Regions from separate parts of the Homo sapiens genome. Here all the other regions are linked to region 1. A link is a contact called in ENCODE Hi-C or POLR2A ChIA-PET data. All regions are on one chromosome and are shown on one strand. Each heading gives the region's core, a stretch centred on a gene start or an enhancer-like site at or near the end of the contact. The rest is flanking DNA. Distances are from core to core; before and after follow the strand shown.

Region 1 (3,091 bases), core at 86-2,585:
CACTTAGTGTGCGCTCAGCTCTGATTGGGAACCAAAGAAAGGCCCTGCCCAGTGGAGAGACAGACAACAAACAAGGAAACCTAAGCGCGTCCTCTGACAGCCAGCAGCAACACGCGCCAGGGGGATAACAGGAGGAATCTGAGAAGGGATCCACGGGGCGCCTTCTCTGTGCCTTCAGGGCCATGGCTCCAGACCCTCTAGCCTTGTCAGGACTGCTGTGAGCTGTGAGTCTGGTCCTAGCCTGGCCAGCCTGGACCAGGCCACCAGCTCCACATGGCCATCACATTGCATGGCAGCACAGTGTGATCTTGGACGAGTCACTTTCCAGTTCTGAGCATCAGCTTGTCCACCTGTAGGATGAGCTTGGTGGCAAGAACACTGCAGGAATCACCAGGGCCCTGAATCCTCCTAGGAGCTGGAGGGTTGGCCCTGTGAGGAAGGAGTGACTTTCATCCCGACCTGATTTAGAAACAGTCTCTCTCCTGCCAGCTGCAGTCAGTGGGGGCTACGTCATACCCCTCATGAGACGGTGGAAGGCTCAAAAGTGATGTGGTTCATGCTGAGACATGGCCACAGTAAGTGTCCCCACAGCAGCAGCCCTTGTTAGAATCCTGCTGCTCCGTTCCCTGGAGACTTTGTCCAGCCGGGGAGGGTCTGCCTGGATTCAGCCGTCTCCAAGCCTCTAATAGTAGTGAAAACGGCTGGTGTTTCTCCGACACAGCCCCTGGGCCAGTGTCACAAGCACCACTCACAAGGCTCGCTCATCCTGCACCATCACTCCAGACCATGCTGGTGCTTTTACTGTCCCTCTTTGGGGGGATCCAAATCTAGGAAAGGCGATGTAACTCACCCAGACCTCCGGTGGGAGCAGGCCTTGTGCCTGGTCCGCCTGCCATGTCACTGTCTCTGCGGTGTTGGCTGGGGCGGCCCCCTGGCCTCCCTCCCAGGCCCAACGCCTGGCAGGGGTGGCTGGAACAGCTGGGGGAGGCGGCCCCTCTCTTCCCTGTGTGGTCCAGGGCCGCTCTCCCCCTGGATTTCCCTCCATAGCTGCTGACCTCCAAGCTGGAGGAAAAGGACATTGCAAGGCCACTTGAGGCCTAGCCTGGACATTTCCTCATCCTAGTGGGCAAAGCAAGTCACAGGCCTGCCCAGGTTGCAGGGAGGGGAAAATGGTGGACATGCTGCCAGGGCCGGGGAGGGAGGGGACCCTGCAGCCATCTTGGCAGACATCTCCCACCCAAGGACCCCAAGCCTCAGAGCCGTCCTTAACTGCTGGCAGCCTCCAGTGGGGCAGGGCAGCAGAGTGTATGGTGATCCCCATGCTTGCAGAAGAGGCCCAGGAGGCTCGAGGCCCAGCTGGGGGTGAGTAGAGGAGGATAAGCGGGCTCTGGACAGGCCCCAGCGTAACCAAAGGCCATTTCCTCCAGAGGCCCCGGCTCTGTCCCCGTCCCTGAGGGTGTTTTCCCGGGAATGAGCTGGGCCTGCTCCTCCTGCAGGTGATAACACTTGGCCCTGCCTGGGGTTTCCGAAAGGCGGAGGGCGCCACACAGCAGCCGCTCCCTGGCCCCGCCTCGGCCTCACAGACTCTGGAGTGCAGCAAATGTCCCCAGACAGTGATGTTCACTGAGGGTAGCAGGGGGGAAACCAGGGTGGATCTTTCCTCTCCTCCAACCCCTAGAGGCCTCGTGAACCTTTCAGTGGCCTCCCAGCACAGGTGCTGCCACTCATTAGCTGCCTGATCTTGGGAAAGTTAACTTCACTGCTTCATGCCTGTTTCCTTATCTGAAAAATGGGGAGAAAGGAAGGGCAGACACGATTGCTCTGTGCCAGGCCCCGTTCTAAGCACTTTGCATCTAGCAACTCATGCAAGCCTCCCAACAGCCCTGTCAGGCGGGGTCTGTTATGACATTCCTCACTTTACAGATGAGGAAATGAAGGCACAGAGAGGGCAAACAAGTTGCCTGAGGTCACACAGTGAGTCAGTGAATCTCGGAGTTGGGCCCAGGTAGCCCAGGTCTGTCTTGTTAGCTGCCATGCCCAACATCACGGCCTGGCGTGACAATGCAGGATGATGCCAGCCCGTGGTCAGTGATGTGGGTTTGCTTCTGTGGTTATCATCCCCGTGCTCTTTCCGGAGCCCGAACTGCACCTGCTCCGCTAGTGCCTGTGCTCCGCCTCCTATTCCTTCCCTTTTCTATACCATAGTGTGGCTGAGGTTGTTTTAAACCTGAATTTGTTTGAGCCCCTGAGCTTTCTAGTTGCAGTTCATTGCACTTCGCAGAGCAACTGGCAGGAAGTGTGTGTGGTGGCCAGAGCTCTCGCCGCAGATGCAGGCCGTGTTAACGGAGCGCAGGGCAGCCAAGGCAGGTGAGAGACCCTTTGTGTGCATCTATGCAAGTCAGGACATGTCGGGGGAGGGCAAATGGAGAGTAACTGGGATGGAAAGGTCTGGAAACCATGTCATAGGAGGAGGCGCTAAAGAACCTGGGAGGAGGCCGGGCGCGGTGGCTCACACCTGTAATCCCAGCACTTTGGGAGGCCAAGGCAGGCAGATAACGAGGTCAGGAGTTCAAGACCAGCCTGACCAATATGGTGAAACCCTGTCTCTACTAAAAATACAAAAAAAATTAGCTGGGTGTGGAGGCACATGCCTGTAGTCCCAGCTACTTGGGAGGCTGAGGAAGGAGAATCACTTGAATCCGAGAGGCAGAGGTTGCAGTGAGCCAAGTTCGAGCCACCACACTCCGGCCTAGGTGACAGAGTGAGACTCCGTCTCAAAAAAAAAAAAAAAAAAAAAAAAACCTGGGAGGAGAAGTGGTGGAGGGACCCTTGCCAAATGTCTGGAGGACCGCCGTGCCAATGAAGAAGCTGGCTTGCTCTGCCCAGTTCCAGGCAGCGGGTTCTAGGGTATCTAACAGCCAAAGTGGTCACATAATAGAGTGAGAGAGTGAGCGCCACATCACAGGACGTGTGTAAGCAGTGGCATGAGACTGGGGCCACAGGAGATGACCTTGAAGCCCCTCTCCTCACCCAGGTCACAGGTGTGAGGCCCAGTGGAACCATATTTGGCCAGTTCCCCAGCCTCAGAGCA
Region 2 (2,954 bases), core at 6-2,505, 500 kb before region 1:
TATATGCCATTGTTGCTGGACAGACCGAGTTATTTCGAGTTTTTGGCTGTCATGAATAAAGCGAAATGAACGTTCTTTTTTTTTTTTTTTTTGAGAGTCTCGTTCTGTTGCCCAGGCTGGAGTGCAGTGGCACCATCTCTGCTCATTGCAACCTCCACCTCCTGGGTTCAAGGGATTCTCCTGACTCAGCCTCCCGAGTAGCTGGAATTACAGGTGCATGCCAACACGCCTGGCTAATTTTTGTACTTCTTTTTAGCAGAGATGGAGTTTTGCCATGTTGGCCAGGCTGGTCTCAAACTCCTGACCTCTGGTGATCTGCCTCCCTCAGCATTCCAAAGCGCTGGGATTACAGGCGTGAGCCACCGCGCCCAGACTGTGAACGTTCTTATGCAGCCTTTTGGTGGACATAGCATCTATTTCAGTTGGATATTATAATACCTAGGAGTGGCATTGCTAAGTCATGGAGTAGATGCTTGTTTCGCTTTAGTAGCTGCAACTAAACATTCTATGCTGCCCCTTTTATGCTACCATCAGCAATGTAAAAGAGTTCCATCCTTGACAATATTTGATGTTGTCAGTCTTTTGGATTTTAGCCATCCTGGTGGGGAGGGGCTAGTGGTATCTCACTGTGGTTTTACTTTACATTTCTCTGATGATTAATGAGGTTGACCACATTTTCATGGGTTCACAGGCCATTTTGATATCCACTTTTGTAAGCTGCTCCTTCAAGATTTTGGCCCATTTTATAATGGGCTCTTTTTCTTACTGATTTTCTGGAGCTCCTTATATATTTGGGAGATAAACTCTTTGTTAGGTAGATATAGTGCAGACATCTTTTCCGAGTCTATGATAGGCCTTTTCACTCCCTTACTCCCTTAATGGTGCTTTCTGATGAAAGTCTGTGCTTTTCTTACTAATTCCTGGTTATAGTATCGTTTTATTTCACATTGTGGATGAGGTTAAAAGTTGTTGATATAACACACACTAGTTAAGACAACATCCTGGAGAAGGGAACACGGCGCAGAGGATTTTCTCCTCTAGGCTGCTTCCGGTTTTCGGAGTCAGTCATACTGACCCTCTGGTTTTAGTTCCTTGGGTGGTTTCCTCGGGGAACCACTATTTCTTGATTTACTAGCTCTTGATGGTATCTACTGCCTTCCCTCCGCGAATATGAGAGTTTCGCTCTTATAATTCTCCAGAACTTCCCCTCCCCTCCTCTCCCCTCCTCATGTAGTTGCATCAGTGCCCTCAGGTCCCCCGTGGGCAAACGCCCACAGCTTCAAGTGCTTGCTGAAACTCAACAAGAAGCAGAATCACTTGACTCAACCTTGTGAATCAGCCGCTGACACTTCCCTCACTCCTCTTCCAGCCTCCCTCCTCATTCCATCTTGACCTCTTTCACTTTCGCCTTCACATTATTAAGGTTGAGAATGTTTATATTAATTTTGTGAACATATCTCAGCCTCCCATGTCCTGTCTATAGATTGAATCTAAATGTTGAAAACCCAGTCTTTGGGGTTTACATCACCGTACTTATAGGAACGTGCATCTCACCAACCTCGGTCATGATGACTTACCTCTCCCGAATCTTCCTGTCTTAATGCCGTTCCAAAAAACATCTTCTTCATGTGGCAGCCAAATGGTTCCACCTTTTTGATTTTCCACCGATGATGCTTACAATCGTGCCATGATCTTGTTGGCCTCCTCCTTGGACCATGGCTGTAGAGTGTGGAAAGGTGTTAACTCTTCAACCTTTTCTGTCTGTCCAGTGTAGAAAAGGGTTAACCTTTCCACTCTGTGAGCCGCCCCCCATGTTTCCTTTTTTTTGAGATGGAGTCTCACTTTTGTCACCCAGGCTGGAGTGCAGTGCCACGATCTCAGCTCACTACAACCTTCGCCTCCTGGGTTCAAGTGATTCTCCTGCCTCAGCCTCCCAAGTAGCTGGGATTACAGGTGCCTGCCACCACACCTGGCTAATTTTTGTATTTTTAGTAGAGACGGGCTTTTGCCATGTTGGCCAGGCTGGTCTTGAACTCTTGACCTCAGGTGATCCACCTGCCTTGGCCTCCCAAAGTGCTGGGATTACAGGTGTGAGCCAGCGCACCCAGCTTCCCCCACGTTTCTAGGTAGCCATGGTTAGTTTCTTTTGCTTGCAACCAAAGATCTCTAATAGGTAAAGAAGGTGATCCAAGATTCCAGGAAACAGGAAACAGAAGGAACGTGCTGTGGGGAGATGAAACAGAAGCTCCGGGTGAGACCAGGGCAGCACTGACCACTCCACAGCACCTGGCTGTGTAGCTGCTCTGGGTTGGACTCGCCTGCCCAGCATCCCTTCCTCTGCTGCCTTTGGGGAACCGCCTCTCCTTTGATTGTCATCTTGATTGATTTGTGGACAAGACAACCCAGGCCCCTGCCCTCTCCAGGACTAGGGCCAGTTCAGAACCCAAACCCAATCTGACTCCCCTGGAGCTCTGACTCTGAACAAAATAAGACAAAACCAGAAAACACGGTCAGAGCAATGTGGATCCCAGTGGTTGAGACCTCCAGGGCTGTGCATGGGTTCCTGCTCCTGGACCCTGCACTGTCACTCGTTCTTGTGCTTCCTGAGCCCAGATTCTGTAATTTACCCTTCAACCCCGTGAGCTCTGTTACGTTTCTCGTTAGCTATGGTCCACTTCTTTTGCTTGAAACCGAAGATCCCTAATGGATAGAGAAGGTGATACAAGATTCCAGGAAACAGGAAGCAGAGGGAATGTGCTGTGGGGAGACAGAGGCGCCACAGCCCCCTATCGGCGACACCTGGCTCCAAGCAGTTTTTTTCTCTGGTTCTTAAGCCTCTCTCCTCCCCGACTCACCCTCCCTCCCTGAAGGTGTCTTCTCTGCTTTTGCCTTTGAGATGGCCTCTTCCTTCCCCTTTTCTGGTCTCCTTCCCTCTGGGTCCCTGCCCTGTCCGA
Region 3 (2,992 bases), core at 440-2,939, 370 kb before region 1:
GCAAGTACACGTTCGCGGGGTGGGTTGGGTTGTTTGCTCTGAGGCCGCTCCTCCTGGCTGGCAGAGAGTCTCTTCTGGCTGTGTCCTCTGTGGCCTTTCCTCTTTGCACCTGCACCTCTGGGATCTCTCTGCCTCCAAATATCAACTTTTTTTTTTTTTTGAGACAGAGTTTTGCTCTTGCTGTCCAGGCTGGAGTGCAGTGGCACAATCTCAGCTCACTGCTACCTCTGCCTTCCGAGTTCAAGCGATTCTCCTGCCTCAGCCTCCCCAGTAGTTGGGACTACAGGCATGCGCCACCACGCCCGGCTAATTTTGTAGTTTTAGTAGAGATGGGGTTTCTCCATGTTGCTCAGGCTGGTCTTGAACTTGTGAGCTCAGGTGATCCACCCTCCTCGGCCTCCCAAAGTGCTGGGATTACAGGTATGAGCCATTGTATCCAGGCTTTTTTTTTTTTTTTTTTTTTGAGAGGAGGTTTCACTCTGTTGCCCAGGCTGAAGTGCAGCGGTAGAATCACTGCTCACTGCAACCTCTGCCTCCTAGGTTCAAGCAATTCTCCTGCCTCATCCTCCTGAGTAGCTGGGATTACAGGTGCCCAGAACCACTCTACTAATTTTTGTGTTTTTTAGTAGAGATGGGGTTTCACCGTGTTGGCCAGGCTGGTCTCGAATTCCTGACTGCCCACCTCGGCCTCCCAAAGTGCTGGGATTAAAGGCATGAGCCAGGGCACTTGGCCACCCTTCTCCTTGATGGACCCCCGCCAAGCGAATTTGTGCCCACACTAGAGGTCTCGTTTAAAGTAATCATCTCGGCCGGGCGTGGTGGTTCACGCCTGTAATCCTAGCACTTTGAGAGGCTGAGGCCAGCAGATCACTTGAGGTCAGGAGTTGGAAACAAGCCTGGTCAACATGGTGAAACCCCGTCTCTACTAAAAATATAAAAAAATTATCCGGGCGTGGTAGTGGACGCCTGTAATCTCAGCTACTCCGGAGGCTGAGGCAGGCGAATCGCTGGAACCCGGGAGGCAGAGGTTGCAGTGAGCTGAGATCGTGCCATTGCACTCCAGCCTGGAAGACAGAGTGACGCTGCATCTCAAAAAGTAAATAAATAAAAAATAAAAAGAAATTAATTATCCGTTGGCTGGGTGCGGTGGCTCACGCCTGCAATCCCAGCACTTTGGGAGGCCAAGGCGGGTGGATCACCTGAGGTCAGGAATTCAAGACCAGCCTGGCCAACACGGCAAAACCCCATCTCTACTAAAAATACAAAAATTAGCCGGGCGTGGTGGCAGGTGCCTGTAATCCCAGCTACTCGGGAGGCTGAGGCTTGAATCGCTTGAACCAGGGAGGCAGAGGTTGCAGTGAGCCGAGATGGTGCCACTGCACTCCAGCTTGGGCAACGGAGTGAGACTCCGTCTCTAAAAATATTAATTAATGAATTAATTAATCATCTGTTGAAAAGGACCTGTCTCCAAATACAACCACACATTGAGGTAGAGGGGTTAGGGCTTCAATATATTGATTTTTGGGAGAAACAGGGCAACATGGCAACAAGCCACAGTCACTGTGGGCGGGCCTGAGTGGGGAGTGCAGGGGTTCCTGTCCTATGTGTCTGTCTCCCAGGGGAGTCCCGACCTGACCCTCACAGCCCCTCCACTCAGACCTTCCTGCGTGCTCCACCCACCTCATTCCTCCTACACCCAACAGCACCCAGCCCTCCTGCCTCCTCATGCCCCTCCCTTCTGAAATCCCTCCCAGCAGTGCAGCTCTGGGCTAGGACACAGCCTAGGGAACGTGACTGAGAAAGAGCCAAGAAAACACTCAGTGATGAAGTTGGTGTTTAAGTAAGATTTTCAGTGAAAAGTAGAATTGGGTACTACATGGAGGCTTGAGATGTTCAGAGCTTTTTGAGAAAGCAGAACAGAAAGTAGAAGGGCAACCAGGAACCAGAGGTGCCAGAGAACCGGAAGCGCGGGCCCTCCGAGGAGACAGGGAGTGGGCACCTGGATCTTGGGCCTGTCAACGAAGAGTCAAACTCAGTAAAATATTTGAAGAGATGTATTCTCAGCCAAATACGAGTGACCACGGCCTGTGACACAGCCCTCAGGAGGTCCTGAGAACATGTGCCCAAGGTGGTGGGGGTGCAGCTTGGTTTTATACATTTTAGAGGGGCATGGGCCATCAATCAAATACATTTAAGAAATACAGGAGCTGGGCGCGGTGGCTCACACCTGTAATCCCAGCACTTTGGGAGGCTGAGGCAGGTGGATCACGCGTTCAGGAATTCAAGACCACCCTTGCCAACATAGTGAAACCCCGTCTCTACTAAAAATACAAAAAATTACCCGGGTGTGGTGGTGTGCACCTGTAATCCCAGCTACTCGGGAGATTGAGGCAGAAGAATTGCATGAACCCAGGAGGCAGAGGTTGCAGTGAGCCAAGACCACACCACTGCACTCCAGCCTGTGGGACAGAGCAAGACTCTGTTCCAAAAAAAAAAAAAAAAAAAGAAAAGAAAAGGCCAGGCGTGGTGTCTCATGCCTGTAATCCCAGCACTTTGGGAGGCCAAGGCGGGCGGATCACGAGGTCAGGAGATGGAGCCCAGTCTGGCCAACATAGTGAAACCGCGTCTCTACTAAAAATACACAAAAAGTTAGCCGGGCGTGGTGGTGTGCACCTGTAAACTCAGCTAGTCAGGGGGCTGAGGCAGGAGAATCGCGTGAACCCGGGAGGCAGAGGTTGCAGTGAGCCAAGATTGCCCCACTGCACTCCAGCCTGGGCGACAGAGCAAGACACAATCTCAAAAAAAAAAAAAAAAAGAAAAGAAAAGAAAAAGAAAAAGAAAAAAGAAAAAAAGAAACAAAAAAAGTAAAGAAAAGAAATACATTGGTTTAGTCCTGAAAGGTCAGACGACTCAAAGTGAGGGAAGCGGGGTTGGGGGGCTTCCAGGCTACAGGTAAATTTAAACATTTTCTGGTTGAGGATGGGTTGAGTTT
Region 4 (3,012 bases), core at 445-2,944, 330 kb before region 1:
CAGGCTAGAGTGCAGTGGACCTCTGCTCACTGCAACCTCCCGCCTCCTGGGTTTGAGAGATTCTCCTGCCTCAGCCTCCCGAGTGGCTGGGATTACAGGCGTGCCACCATGCCTGGCTGATTTTTATATTTTTAGTAGAGATGGGGTTTCGCTGTATTGGTCAGGCTGGTCTCAAACTCCTGACCTCAGGTGATCCATCCGCCTCGGCCTCCCAAAGTGCTAGGATTACAGGTGTGAGCCACTGTGCCCAGCCACAATCTTTTATCTTAACCTCAACATTTTCTTTCTGTTGATCCCAGGTCTTTAGACAAACTAAACCGACTGTCAAGCAGAAAATGTTTAAATTTACCTATAGCCTGGAAGCCCCCTGACTTCGAATTGTCCTGCCTTTCTGGACCAAACCAATATATGTCTCGAATGTATTTGATTGATGTCTCATGCCTTCTTAAATATATATAAAACCAAGTTGCACCCCAGCCACCTTGGGCACATGTTCTCAGGACCTCCTGAAGGCTGTGTCATGGGCCATGCTTACTCATATTTGGCTCAGAATAAATCTATTCAAATATTTTATAGAGTTTGACTCTTTTCGTTGACAGATAGACAGACAGATACTGGCATAGGAATAGACAGGCAAATCTAAGACTTTTAATCTCTCTCTTTTTTTTTTTTTTTTTTTGAGATAGCATCTCACTCTGTCACCCAGGCTAGAGTGCAGTGGCGCGATCTCGGCTCACTGCAACCTCCGCCTCCCGGATTCAAGTGATTCTCCTGCCTCAGCCTCCCGAGTAGCTGGGATTACATGCGCTCGCCACCATGCCCAGCTAATTTTTGTATTTTTAGTAGAAACGGGGTTTCACCATGTTGGCCAGGCTGGTCTAGAACTCCTGACTTGAGGTGATCTACCTGCCTCAGCCTCCCACAGTGCTGGGATTACAGACGTGAGCCATCATGCCCGGCCTTGATCTCTTAATTAAAACATCAATTTGCTGGAATAACAGGATGTATTTTTCTTTTATCATGCAGGACGGAGATGAGTAAAATCTCAGTAATCCTCTTCAGGGTTGACACAGCCCCCTTTTTTAAGTATTTAAGTGCTTAAGGAATATACAAAGATGTTGATTACAACATTATTACCAGGAAATATGGCTATCAATTAGAACCGAAGGCTTCTTCTCAAAGGTTAAGACTATTTTCATATTGAGGTAGTTCAGCAGGGCTGGTTTCACAAGTTACAGATCACAAGGACCCCCTGATAAAACAGGATGCGGTAAAGAGGCCCGGACCAAACCTGCCAAAACCTCTGATCATCCTCACCGCTCATTATATGCTAATTAAAATTAATTCTTGTGCTAAAAGACGCTACCGCTACCACCAGTGACTTGACAGTTTTACAAATGCCATGGCAACATCTATACATTACCCTGTATGGTCCGAAACGGGAAAGAGTCCTCAGTTCGGGGAATCCCCCACCCGCTGCCCAGAAAATTCATGAGTAATTGAATGAATAACTGTTGATAACCTTCAAGTCATGTTCAACAGTAAGCAGGCTTCCAAAGCAATCCACCTTGGGAGCTGTAACCCAGCCTATGCTATAACAACCATAAGATGTTGGTTACTTATTTTCTTCTCTGTTCTTTTCTTCCTCCACATGTGGTCATTGAAGTAGAGGGTGTTCACCAATTCACTAGTAATTGATTAACGTCACATTCTGCCCCCTGGAGGCTGCCTGCAAGATTCATGAACTTGTTTTGCTTCTGAAGAATGAAGATCCTGAGGTCATGCGACCTCCTTGGCGATGTCCAGAAGTTTGATTGACGAAGGGACGCAAACAGCTTTGATCATGGGGGAATCTCACCTCCCGCCCTACCCACCTTACAAAGGAAGGTCAGATTCGAGAGTTTGGGTCTCCCATCCTCAGGCCGTGGCCAAATTGAATAAACCTTTCTCTGCTCCTAAGCGCCCACATGTCAGTGCTTGGCTTACAGCGTGTCAGGTACTCAAACCTACCCTTTGGGGTTCTGCAACAGTCTTTTGACTCGATGGTAACATTGCGTCTCCAACTAAAGAATCTTATCATAAATTTCTCAAATGATTGATGTACTGATCAGTGTGTAACCTGCAGACACTAAATAGGACACTGATTTCTTTTAAGGTGAGCTGAAGTCTGAAGTTCGACTGATTGTCTTGTGTGTAGGCATTCTTATCCTGTATGATGTCATCTGTACCCCATGATGGTGATGGTAACCTCTGTGTTGTACCCTCTAAGGAAAGGAGTCCCCCTCCATTGTTTTTTGTTGTTGTTGTTGTTGTTTTTGAGATATATTTTTGCTCATGACACCCAGGCTGTGGTACTGTGGCACAATCTCGGCTCACCGCAACCTCCACCTCCTGGGTTCAAGCGATTTTCCTGCCTCAGCCTCCCAAGTAGCTGGGATTACAGGCATGCACCACCATGCCTGGCTAATTTTTTTTTTTTTTTTTTTGTATTTTTAGTAGCGACAGGGTTTCACCATGTTGGTCAAGTTGGTCTCAAACTCCTGACCTCAGGTGATCCACCCACCTCGGCCTCCCAAATTGTTGGGATTACAGGCATGAGCCACTGCGCCCAGCTCCCCCTTCCTTCTTTTAAACTTTCCTAAAAAAAACCTTGTGACAGACTCTGAAATACCCCCAACCTTGTTGGTGTGTCTTCCTGGGTCGATCATCACATTTGGCTTCCAATAAACCTTTATCAAATTATTTCTGCCTCAATAGCCTTAATTTCGGTGGACACTCTGGACTGCTTAATAAATGGTGCTGGCACAACTGGCTATCCATCTGGAAGAAAATTGAGTCCTTTTTCATACCATATGCAAAAATAAATTCCAGATGGCTCAGAGCTTCAATGTAAAAAATTAAAATCTTAGAAAAAAATCCAGAAGACATGTACAAAACAGAAATTAGGAAAATCCTTATAATTAAAAGAGAGAATCCAGAGACCTTCAACAAAAATATAGATCTATTTGATTA
Region 5 (3,135 bases), core at 550-3,049, 350 kb before region 1:
ACCCCAGGGGCCATGCAGGGTCTAGAGGGCTGTCAGGGTGTGCAGGGCGGGAGGATATGGAGGGACAAGCTGGGCAAGGTTCAATGGGACTCCTTGGTGTGGAACCTAGACTCCGCAGTGACTGCCCCTAGTCCTCGCCCTTGGGATTCAACTTTCCTAGGGGTTCTTTGGTTTTTCTTTTTCTTTTCTTTTAGACAGAGTCCCGTTCTTGTCGACCAGGCTAGAGTGCAGTGGCACAATCTCGGCTCGCTGCAACCTCTGCCTCCCAGGTTCGAATGATTCCCCTGCTTCAGACTCCTGAGTAGCTGGGATTACAGATGCCCGCCACCACGCCTGGCTAATTTTTGTATTTTTAGTAGAGACGAGGTTTCACCGTGTTGCCCAGGCTGGTCTCGAACTCCTGACCTCAGGTCATCAGCCTGCCTGAGCCTCCCGAAGTGCTGGGATTACAGGCGTGAGCCACAGCACCTGGCCTGGCTCTTTGGTGTTTATGATCTGAAGGGTGTTGGTTGATATGCATGAAGACGAGGACATGGGTTCCAGAATGCAAATGTGAAGTCCAGGTCCTTCATCTCTGACCTGGGAGGCCCTTTAGGAGCAGTAAGTCCCCTCCCTCGTGTCTCCTCTCCTGCTCCTTTCCATGGAGCAATGAAGAACCTCAAAGTAGCTAGCTGTGGGGGAGAAGGGACACAGGAAGTCCTGGCCAGCACTCCAGCTCTGCTGTTGATTTGCTGTGTGACGTGGGGACAGTATCTTAGCCTCTCTGTGCTTGGGACCTCCTCTGACTGTCAGGATCACTGCCCTCCCCTCCCAGTGCTATCTGGGGACTGGGCTAGATAATGGGCACTGGATCCGCTGGAGATGCAGTCCTGAGCCTGACCCCAGTGCTCATTTCACATCAGGCTCAGGGTCCTGCCAGGAGGCTGAATGCCAAAGGTCAGTGGGGTGGTGGGGAGGGGGCTGCAGCCTGCCCTGTCCACCAGGGGAGTGGCATCTGGTCTATGGTGTCAGCCCTGGTCTGGATCCCTGCTCCTTTCTGTGGCTTCTATTCCTTTCATTTATTTTAGTTTAGTTTAGTTTTTGAGACGGAGTTTTGTTCTTATTGCCCAGGCTGGAGTGCGGTTGGCCAGGTTGATTTTGAACTCCTGACTTCAGGCAATCCACCTGCCTCAGCCTCCCAAAGTGCTGGGATAACAGGCACCGTGACCAGCCATCAATTCCTTTCTTTTTTCTTTCTTTTTTATTTTTATTTATTTATTTATTTTTTGAGACAGGGTCTCGTTCTGTTGCCAGGGTGGAGTGCAGTGGTGCGACGTCGGCTCACTGCAACCTCTGCCTCCAAGGTTCAAGCAATTTCCCTGCCTCAGCCTCCCAAGCAGCTGGAACTACAGGCGCAGGCCACCAAACCTGGCTAATTTTTTGTATTTTAGCAGAGACGGGGTTTCACCATGTTGGCCAGGATGGTCTTCATCTCCTTACCTTGTAATTTGCCCACCTCAGCCTCCCAAAGTGTTCGGATTACAGGTGTGAGCCACCGCATCTGGCCTTTGTTCTTTTGTAAACTATACCTGGGGAGGGAGTTGAGTCTGGCTGTACCTGGAGAGGGAATTGGGGGTGGGAGGATGGGAGGTGAGCCACCTCCATCAGACTTCCCCTGCCAAGCCCGAGGAAATAGAGAAAGAAAGGAGCCTGAGGGATCTGAAGCACCCCAGGGCCCTCCCACTCCAGTCCCACAAAAGGAAGAGGGTGGAGCCACCCTCATCAAGCAGTGACTTTTTGTGACTTTTGGGAGAGCTGACCTTTTGTGACTTTTGGGAGAGCTGCCAAAAGTGAAACTTAGTGCCTCAGACAAGCAGGGGCAAGTCTGCTAAGGAAGCTGTGGCCAGAAGCACAGATCAGGTACTGCCGCCCACTCTGTCCACTGGGCCCTCTGCTGCCACTTCCTGCCTGGCAGCCCTTCTGTGCCTCAGCCCTGGCCTCCCGCTGCCCCAGCCCCAGCCCTGGGCTCCTTCTCCTCTGGCTCCCCTGCCATCCCCACTCCCACCCAGGCTCTTTGCCCTGCTGTGTGGTCACCCCACTGCTGCTTCTGAACGGGCCGCCTCCCCGGCCTGCACCAGCCCAAGACCCCTGCTGAGACTCTCCCCTAAGAGTCATGGCTGGGCTAGTGCTCCCCACCTTGGGAGGGTGCTCTCTCTGTGTGCTTCCTGCCATTCCTGGGCTCTGGAACTGGGAGAACTGAACTAAAGGATGATGGGAGCAATCTGGAATTTTGTTCACAGTGCTTTGATGAACTTTGTGTAAGATTACTTTGTTTCAATACAAAGTCTTAGGAGAGGGTGTGGGGAGGCAATGATCTCTGAAGCACAAGGCAAATCATCTCTTCCAAGGATGTCTCCACTGTGGGCAGAGGAGGATGCAGATGACCCTGAACACACACTCCTCCTCCATGATCAGTATTCACATTCACCGTTTATAATGACACCAGTAACACGGAATATACGGAAAAACTCAATGATCAGGAGAAATGCTTTTATTTTAAAATTTAGGAAGAAGAGAGCCTGGTTCCCAAAGGCTCCCTCCTGCAGGGCCCGTGATGCAGAGGCTGGCAGGGCTGGCCAGGAAAGTGGCCCAGCTCCATGGCCTGGGCAGGTTACCCCACCTCTCTGCACCTCTGGCCCCTCCTCTGTAAGATGAGAATGGCCCCTGCAGGCCTAGGGCAGCCTCACGTGAGCTCAGATCCTCTCAGCACTTAGAAGAGTGGCCTGGGCCTGGGGATGGAAGTGCTACCCTGATTTTTTGTTTCGTTTTGTTTTTTTGAGAAGGGGTGTCTCAGTCTGTTGCCCAGGCTGGAGCGCAATCTCGGCTCACTACAAGCTCCACCTCCTGGGTTCACGCCATTTTCCTGCCTGGCCAGGCAAAATGGCTCATGCCTGTAATCCCAACACTTTGGGAAGCTGAGAGGGGAGGATCATCACTAAAGGCCAGGAGTTCCAAACCAGCCTGGGCAACACAGGGAGACCCCCTTATCTACTAAAACTAAAAAAATAAAATAAAATAACATGAATAGGTAAAATGCCAGGAATTAATTGAACTGAAATATTAAGAGCTCTTATTTTGAAGGGGAGAATTTTATTC
Region 6 (2,958 bases), core at 132-2,631, 430 kb before region 1:
GGAGATGGGTAGTGGCCCCAAATGGTTGCGTGCACTGTTATTTATTGCATACAAGACAAGGGGGGCAGGGTAAGGAGGGTGAGTCGTCCAAGTGATTGATAAGGTCGAGCAAGTCACGTGATCATAGGACAGGGGGCCCTTCCCTTATAGGTAGCCGAAGCAGAGAGGGAAGGCAGTATACGTCAGCGTTTTCTTCTATGCACCTATCAGAAAGATCAAAGACTTTAAGACTTTCACTATTTCTTCTACCGCTATCTTCTGAGAACTTCAAAGAGGGACCAGGAGTACAGGAGGAAAGTGGACAAGGAGCGTGACCATTGAAGCACAGCATCACAGGGAGGGGTTTAGGCCTCCGGATGGCTGCAGGCAGGCCTGGATACTATCCAGCCTCCCACAAGAAGCTGGTGGAGCTGAGCGTTCCCTGACTCCTCCAAGAAAAGGGAGACTCCCTTTCGTGGTCCGCTAAGTAACGATGCCTTCCTAGGCACTGGCGTTACCGCCTGACCAAGGAGCCCTCCAGTAGCCCTTATGCGGGTGTGACAGAGGGCTCACCTCTTGCATTCTCGGTCACTTCTCACAACAGCCCTTCAGCACCTGACCCTATACCCACCGGTTATTTCTTGGTTATATTAGTAATACAATAAAGAGTAATATTAAAAGCTAATGATTAATAATATCTACACTAATGATTGATAATGTCCATGATCATCTCTGTATCTAATTTGTATTATAACTATTCTTATTGTAAGTATATTCTTTATTATACTGAAACAGTTTGTGCCTTCAGTCTCTTGCCTCAGCACCTAGGTAATCCTCCGCCCACATCTCTGAGGGGCTGAACTGCCCCCCACCTTCTGGAAGCTGGGAGGTTGGAAGAGGGGATGCGTGCGATGGACTCAGCACACAGCTGGGAACTCGAGGCACACCTAAGCCTTCGCTTGTGCTGTGCGGAGTCCACACTTCCTTCCCCACTGGGGTCTCAAAACCTCCCCTCACTCAACAGGGTGGTGCTGCTCAAAGCTCTGGGCACACATTAGGGCTGGGGAGGGGGTGGTGGAGAGGGGGCTCCAGCCTGCCCAACCACCAGGCAACGGGGCACCTGCCCCTCTCTCAGCTGGGTCTGGACCCGCGTCCCAGGCTCAGGCTGCAATGCCTTTCTCTTTCTCTTTCTCTTCTTTTTGCAGTTCCGTTGGGTCCTGCCCAGGACAGATAAAGACAGAGCAGCCTGTCTTTATCGGAGGTTCCTCTGCCAGTAGGAGGGGCCCGGAGAAAACCAGAAAGAGGGCCAGAGCCAGAGAAACATGAAGCACCCCGGGGCCTCCCACACCAGTGCCTGAGCAGGAATGGGGAGGGGCCATGATTCACAAGGCCCTGGGAGGTCACTTTAAAGAGGGCTGCTCAACTGCAAGGACGCTGTAAGCAGGAAGAGAAGCCACAGCGCTTCAGAAAAGAGTGGGACAGGGACAAGCATATCTAAGAGGCTGAACATGAATCCACAGATCAGGTACCTCTGCACGCTTTGTCCGCCAGGCCCCTCCTGCCACTTCCTGCCAGGCGGTCCTGCTGGGCCTCAGCCCTGGCCTCCCCCTGCCCCAGCCCCACCTCTGGGCTCCCTCCCCCCTGGTTCCCCCGCTGCCCCCACTCCCAGCCAAGCTCCTTGCCCTGCTGTGTGGTCCCACGACTGCTGCTTCTGAATGGGCCACCTTCCCCACTTGCCCCAGCCCAGTCCGCCTGCTGAGACTCTCCCCCGAAAATCATGCCCGGGCTGGTGCTTCCCGCCCTGGGAGGGTGCTTCCTCTGTGTGCTTCCCACTATTCCTGGGAGCTCTGGAACTGGGAGAATTGAACCAAAGGATGATTTGAGCAATCAGGCATTTTGTTCTCAGCGCTTTGGTGCAATTTCTGTAAGATTTACTTTGTTTCAATACAAAGTCTTAGGAGAGGGTGTGGGGGAGGGAATGGTCTCTGTACCAGAAAATAAGTCACTTCTTCCAAAGATGCCTCCACTGTGAGCAGAGTAGGATGCACACGACCCCAGACACAGGCTCCTCCTCTGTGAGCACCGTTCACCTTTCAGAATGACACCTGCAACATGGAGTGTAGGAAAAAATATGATGATCAGGAGAAATGCTCTTATTTTAGGCCAGGCACGGTGGCTTATGCCTGTAATCCTAGCACTTTGGGAGGCTGAGGCGGGCGGGTCACTTGTGGTCAGGAGTTTGAGACCAGCCTGACTAACATGGTGAAACCTCGTCTCTACTGAAAATACAGAAAATTAGCCAGGGGTGCTGGCGGGCGTCTGTAATCCCAGCTACTTGGGAGGCTGAGGCAGGAGAATCCCTTGAACCCGAGGGGTGGAGGTTGCAGTGAGCTGAGATTGCAAACTCCAGCCTGGGGGACAGAGCGAGATGCCGTCTTTAAAAAAAAAAAAAAAAAAGTAGCAGAAAAACTGGGAGGTTGAGGGTGTTCCATTGGTAGCCCCAGAGCTGGGGTTCCAGCTAGGAGAGGTCACCCCGGCCCTGCTGCCCCTGCCAGCGTCCCCTCCTCTTTCTCTCTCCCCGTCTTCCTGCCTGGGAAAGCAGCAGACATTCTCAGGGCTGTGGAGGGATGGGGGAGGCCCAGAGCCCAGGGACGTCCAGGCAGCTGTGTTCAGTGGGCATCAGCCCTGAGGACTCCGGTGCGGGGGTCTCTGCATTGGGGTTTCTCTCTTGTGCCTTCAGAAACCCGATGAAGGCAATGTATCCAGGCACATTCTACTTCCAATTTAAAAACCTATGGGAAGCCAACGATCGGAACGAAACTTGGCTGTGCTTCACCGTGGAAGGTATAAAGCGCCGCTCAGTTGTCTCCTGGAAGACGGGCGTCTTCCGAAACCAGGTAGCACCAAAGTCCTAGTTACACCCTAAATAGGAGCTAAGCAGCTGGGAATGCAGAAAACGCAACAATAAGTGATGTGCCC
Region 7 (3,298 bases), core at 75-2,574, 460 kb before region 1:
TATGTTTCTGATAAACGGAACTGTTTATTTTCCACCGATGGTCTTATCCTTTGTCCATCTCTTTCTGACGGCAACAGAAAACTTCACCTTCCAGAGGAGCGCCTCTGCCTGGCTGTCCCACCGTCTGGGAAGTAAGGAGCGCCTCTGCCCAGCCCCCGCACCGTCTGGGAAGTGAGGAGCGCCTCTGGACGGCCCCCGCACCGTCTGGGAAGTGAGGAGCGCTTCTGGACGGCTCCCAGCAACCCCCCAGGTGTGAAGTGACAGCCCTGTGTGTGATCTTTCTGCCCTCCCCAAGTTTGCATTTTCGACAATAAAATTTACTTTTAAATTAAAAGATTTATACTGGGGAAGATTTAAAAAAAAAAAAAGAAAGAAAAGAAAACTCACCTTCCAAAAACAACCACTGGGAGTCCGCTTTGTGCAGAGGTTGGACAAGCTTCTGTGCAGGTAGGGGCGCTGCTGCTCCCCCTACCACCCACGCATCCTCCTCCCTGTCTGCATTCCCGTCGTCGTAGCCAGAGGAGTTCAGAGCCTCTACAGAGAGCACAACTTCTCCAGCTGGAACAAACTCCCCTTAAAGGAATCTATTTAGGAAGATTATTTCAATGTACATTCATTCCTCCAAAATATGCTTAGATGGACTTAAATAATCAGAAAGCTGTGTGTGTATGTGTTTCCCGTTTTCTTGGCCCACAAAGAACCCCTTGAGAGGTCCCTGGGCAGTGAGCCTGTTTATAGACACCCTTCTCCCTTCCTTGGTGTCGCAGACATCGCAGTCCCTCTGAGGGGCTGACCTGCCCCCCACCTTCTGGAAGCTGGGAGGTTGGAAGAGGGGACGCATGCCATGGACCCAGCACACAGCTGGGAACTCGAGGCACACCTAAGCCTTCCCTTGTGCTGTGCGGAGTCCACACTTCCTTCCCCACTGGAGTCTCAAAACCTCCCCTCACTCAACAGGGTGGTGCTGCTCAAAGCTCTGGGCACACATTAGGGCTGGGGAGGGGGTGGTGGAGAGGGGGCTCCAGCCTGCCCAACCACCAGGCAACGGGGCACCTGCCCCTCTCTCAGCTGGGTCTGGACCCGCCTCCCAGGCTCAGGCTGCAATGCCTTTCTCTTTCTCTTTGCAATTCCGTTGGGTCCTGCCCAGGACAGATAAAGACAGAGCAGCCTGTCTTTATTGGAGGTTCCTCTGCCAGCGGGAAGGGTCCGGGGAAAACCAGAGCCAGAGCCAGAGCCAGAGAAACATGAAGCACCCCGGGGCCTCCCACACCAATGCCTGAGCAGGAATGGGGAGGGGCCATGACTCATAAGGCCCTGGGAGGTCACTTTAAGGAGGGCTGTCCAACTGCAAGGACGCTGTAAGCAGGAAGTGAAACCACAGAGCTTCAAAAAAAGAGCGGGACAGGGACAAGCGTATCTAAGAGGCTGAACATGAATCCACAGATCAGGTACCGCTGCCCACTCTGCCTGCTGGGCCCCTCCTGCCCCTTCCTGCCTGGTGGTCCTGCTGGGCCTCAACCCTGGCCTCCCCCCGCCCCTGCCCCAGCCCTGGGCTCCCTCCCCTCTGGCTCCCCTGCCACACGAATCCCAGTCAGGCTCTTTGTCCTGCTGTGTGGTCACCCCACTGCTGCTTCTGAATGGGCTGCCTCCCCTACCTGCACCAGCCCAGGCCCCGTGCTGAGACTCTCCCTTAAAGTCATGCCCGGACTGGTGCTCCCCGCCCTGGGAGGGTGCTCCCTCTGTGTGCTTCCTGCCACTCCTGAGCTCAGAAACTGGGAGAATTGAACCAAAGGGTAATTGGAGCAATCAGGCATTTTTGTTCTCAGTGTTTTGATGAAATTTCTGTAAGAATTACTTTGCTTAAATACAAAGTCTTAGGAGAGGGTGCGGGGGTAGGAATGGTCTCTGAAGCACATGATAAATCGTGTCATCCAAGGATGACTCCATGGTGAGCAGATGTCCCCAGACAGGTTCCACTCCAAGGTCACTCTTCATCTTTTAGAACATGACCAGTGGTTGAGCGTGGTGGCTCACACTTGTAATCCCAACACTTTGGGAGGCCAAGGCGGGCGGATCATGAGGTCGGGAGTTTGAGACCAACCTGGCCCATATGGTGAAACCCCGTCTCTACTAAAAAACATACAAAAATTAGCCAGGCATGGTGGCGCATCTCTAGTCCCAGATACTCAGGAGGTTTAGGCAGGAGAATTGCTTGAACCTGGGAGGTGGAGGTTGCAGTGAGCTGAGATCATGCCACTGCACTCCAGCCTGGGCGACAGAGTGAGACTTCATCAAAAAAAAAAAGAAAGAACATGATCAGTAACATGGAATGTGAGAATGTGGGAAAAAAGTGCAATGATGAGGAGAAATGCTCTGATTTTAAAATTTAGTGAAAAGAGAGCCCAGTCCCCAACAGCTTTCTCCTACAGGATCCGTGATGCAGAGGCTGGACAGGGCTGGCCTGGAAAGGGGCCCCTGCTCCATCCGTCCCCAGCTCTGTGGCCTCGGCAGGTTACCCCGCCTCTCTGTGCCTCTGGCATCTCCTCTGTAAGATGGGAATGGCCCCTGCAGGCCTAGGGTAGCCTCACGTGAGCTCACACCCGCTCAGCACTTAGAAGAGTGGCCTGGGCCTCAGAATTCAGTTCTACCATGATTTTAAAATAATGTTAACACGCAGAGTGAAACATCAGGAAGGAATTGAGCTGAAAGGTTAAAAGCTATTTTTTAGGGGTGAAGGGTTTTATTCTCTTTTGCATTCTCCTAATGGGTTGGGGAGTGGGTTGGCAGAAATACTAGGAGGGTGGGGAATGTACCCCTGGAAAGGCCAGAGTTGGACCCGAGCTGGGAGAGATCACCCCAGCCCGCCTGCCAGCATCCCCTCCTCTTCCTCTCCCCTCAGTCTTCCTGCCTGGGAAGGCAGCAGAAATTCTCAGGGCTGTGGAGGGGTCGGGGAGGCCCAGGGCCATCCTGGGAGCTGTGTTCAGTGGACATGAGCCCCGAGGACTCCCGGGAGGGCTCCCTGCATGGGCCGGTTTCTCTCTTGTGCCTTCAGAAATCCGATGGAGCGGATGTATCGAGACACATTCTACGACAACTTTGAAAACGAACCCATCCTCTATGGTCGGAGCTACACTTGGCTGTGCTATGAAGTGAAAATAAAGAGGGGCCGCTCAAATCTCCTTTGGGACACAGGGGTCTTTCGAGGCCAGGTACCACCCAAACTTCAATCGAATCACAGGCAGTGTTGCAGGAATTAGAGGACTGGAGAGACTGATATGGGTGAGACAGGAGGATTTAT

Evidence for each region. A loop is a pair of places that touch in the nucleus more often than their neighbours do. ChIA-PET counts read pairs that join two places held with the same protein, here RNA polymerase II (POLR2A). Pooled maps may share reads with other maps.
Region 2: a loop to region 1 is called in a pooled map, with 7 times the contacts of the local background. The contact joins two enhancer-like sites. A Hi-C loop is called at or near these places in 2 of 37 single-sample maps with no recorded cell type and 3 of 50 pooled maps.
Region 3: a loop to region 1 is called in a pooled map, with 3 times the contacts of the local background. The contact joins two enhancer-like sites. A Hi-C loop is called at or near these places in 7 of 37 single-sample maps with no recorded cell type and 4 of 50 pooled maps. POLR2A ChIA-PET finds 5 or more read pairs at or near these places in 2 of 52 experiments (GM10248 and OCI-LY7).
Region 4: a loop to region 1 is called in a map with no recorded cell type, with 9 times the contacts of the local background. The contact joins two enhancer-like sites. A Hi-C loop is called at or near these places in 4 of 37 single-sample maps with no recorded cell type and 4 of 50 pooled maps.
Region 5: a pooled map shows a loop between it and region 1 (9-fold over the local background). The contact joins the promoter of APOBEC3H here to the enhancer-like site in region 1. A Hi-C loop is called at or near these places in 1 of 37 single-sample maps with no recorded cell type and 3 of 50 pooled maps.
Region 6: a pooled map shows a loop between it and region 1 (4-fold over the local background). The contact joins the promoter of APOBEC3C here to the enhancer-like site in region 1. A Hi-C loop is called at or near these places in 2 of 50 pooled maps. POLR2A ChIA-PET finds 5 or more read pairs at or near these places in 2 of 52 experiments (GM10248 and activated B cell).
Region 7: a loop to region 1 is called in a map with no recorded cell type, with 8 times the contacts of the local background. The contact joins the promoter of APOBEC3B here to the enhancer-like site in region 1. A Hi-C loop is called at or near these places in 10 of 37 single-sample maps with no recorded cell type and 5 of 50 pooled maps. POLR2A ChIA-PET finds 5 or more read pairs at or near these places in 1 of 52 experiments (activated B cell).

What each region holds. Positions count from the first base shown.
Region 1 is chr22:39,444,931-39,448,021 of GRCh38, forward strand. No RefSeq gene overlaps it. Among named protein-coding and RNA genes, the nearest start is that of MGAT3, 11 kb to the right of the region's middle. RefSeq lists enhancers at 2,035-2,084, 2,315-2,504 and a silencer at 2,729-2,920. Within about 2 kb of position 1,336, at least 9 of the 41 ENCODE cell types and tissues checked have a DNase peak (open chromatin) inside an H3K27ac peak, as active enhancers do; they include OCI-LY7, where a contact is called at or near this core.
Region 2 is chr22:38,940,561-38,943,514 of GRCh38, forward strand. No RefSeq gene overlaps it. Among named protein-coding and RNA genes, the nearest start is that of APOBEC3A, 16 kb to the right of the region's middle. Within about 2 kb of position 1,256, at least 6 of the 41 ENCODE cell types and tissues checked have a DNase peak (open chromatin) inside an H3K27ac peak, as active enhancers do.
Region 3 is chr22:39,070,987-39,073,978 of GRCh38, forward strand. No RefSeq gene overlaps it. Among named protein-coding and RNA genes, the nearest start is that of APOBEC3G, 4.8 kb to the right of the region's middle. RefSeq lists a silencer at 1,840-1,919. Within about 2 kb of position 1,690, at least 3 of the 41 ENCODE cell types and tissues checked have a DNase peak (open chromatin) inside an H3K27ac peak, as active enhancers do; they include OCI-LY7, where a contact is called at or near this core.
Region 4 is chr22:39,116,362-39,119,373 of GRCh38, forward strand. No RefSeq gene overlaps it. Among named protein-coding and RNA genes, the nearest start is that of APOBEC3H, 21 kb to the left of the region's middle. RefSeq lists enhancers at 1,380-1,479, 1,490-1,639. Within about 2 kb of position 1,695, at least 7 of the 41 ENCODE cell types and tissues checked have a DNase peak (open chromatin) inside an H3K27ac peak, as active enhancers do.
Region 5 is chr22:39,095,445-39,098,579 of GRCh38, forward strand. APOBEC3H (apolipoprotein B mRNA editing enzyme catalytic subunit 3H) reads left to right here and starts at 1,800. Exons shown (of 5, transcript NM_181773.5): 1 at 1,800-1,899. RefSeq lists enhancers at 922-2,121, 1,444-2,331, 1,662-2,001, 2,332-3,135.
Region 6 is chr22:39,012,876-39,015,833 of GRCh38, forward strand. APOBEC3C (apolipoprotein B mRNA editing enzyme catalytic subunit 3C) reads left to right here and starts at 1,382. Exons shown (of 4, transcript NM_014508.3): 1 at 1,382-1,504; 2 at 2,720-2,876. The coding sequence starts at 1,488. RefSeq lists enhancers at 594-1,212, 1,189-1,483, 1,213-1,830, 1,403-1,512 and a silencer at 1,623-1,672.
Region 7 is chr22:38,981,023-38,984,320 of GRCh38, forward strand. APOBEC3B (apolipoprotein B mRNA editing enzyme catalytic subunit 3B) reads left to right here and starts at 1,325. Exons shown (of 8, transcript NM_004900.5): 1 at 1,325-1,448; 2 at 3,053-3,209. The coding sequence starts at 1,432. RefSeq lists a silencer at 1,459-1,508.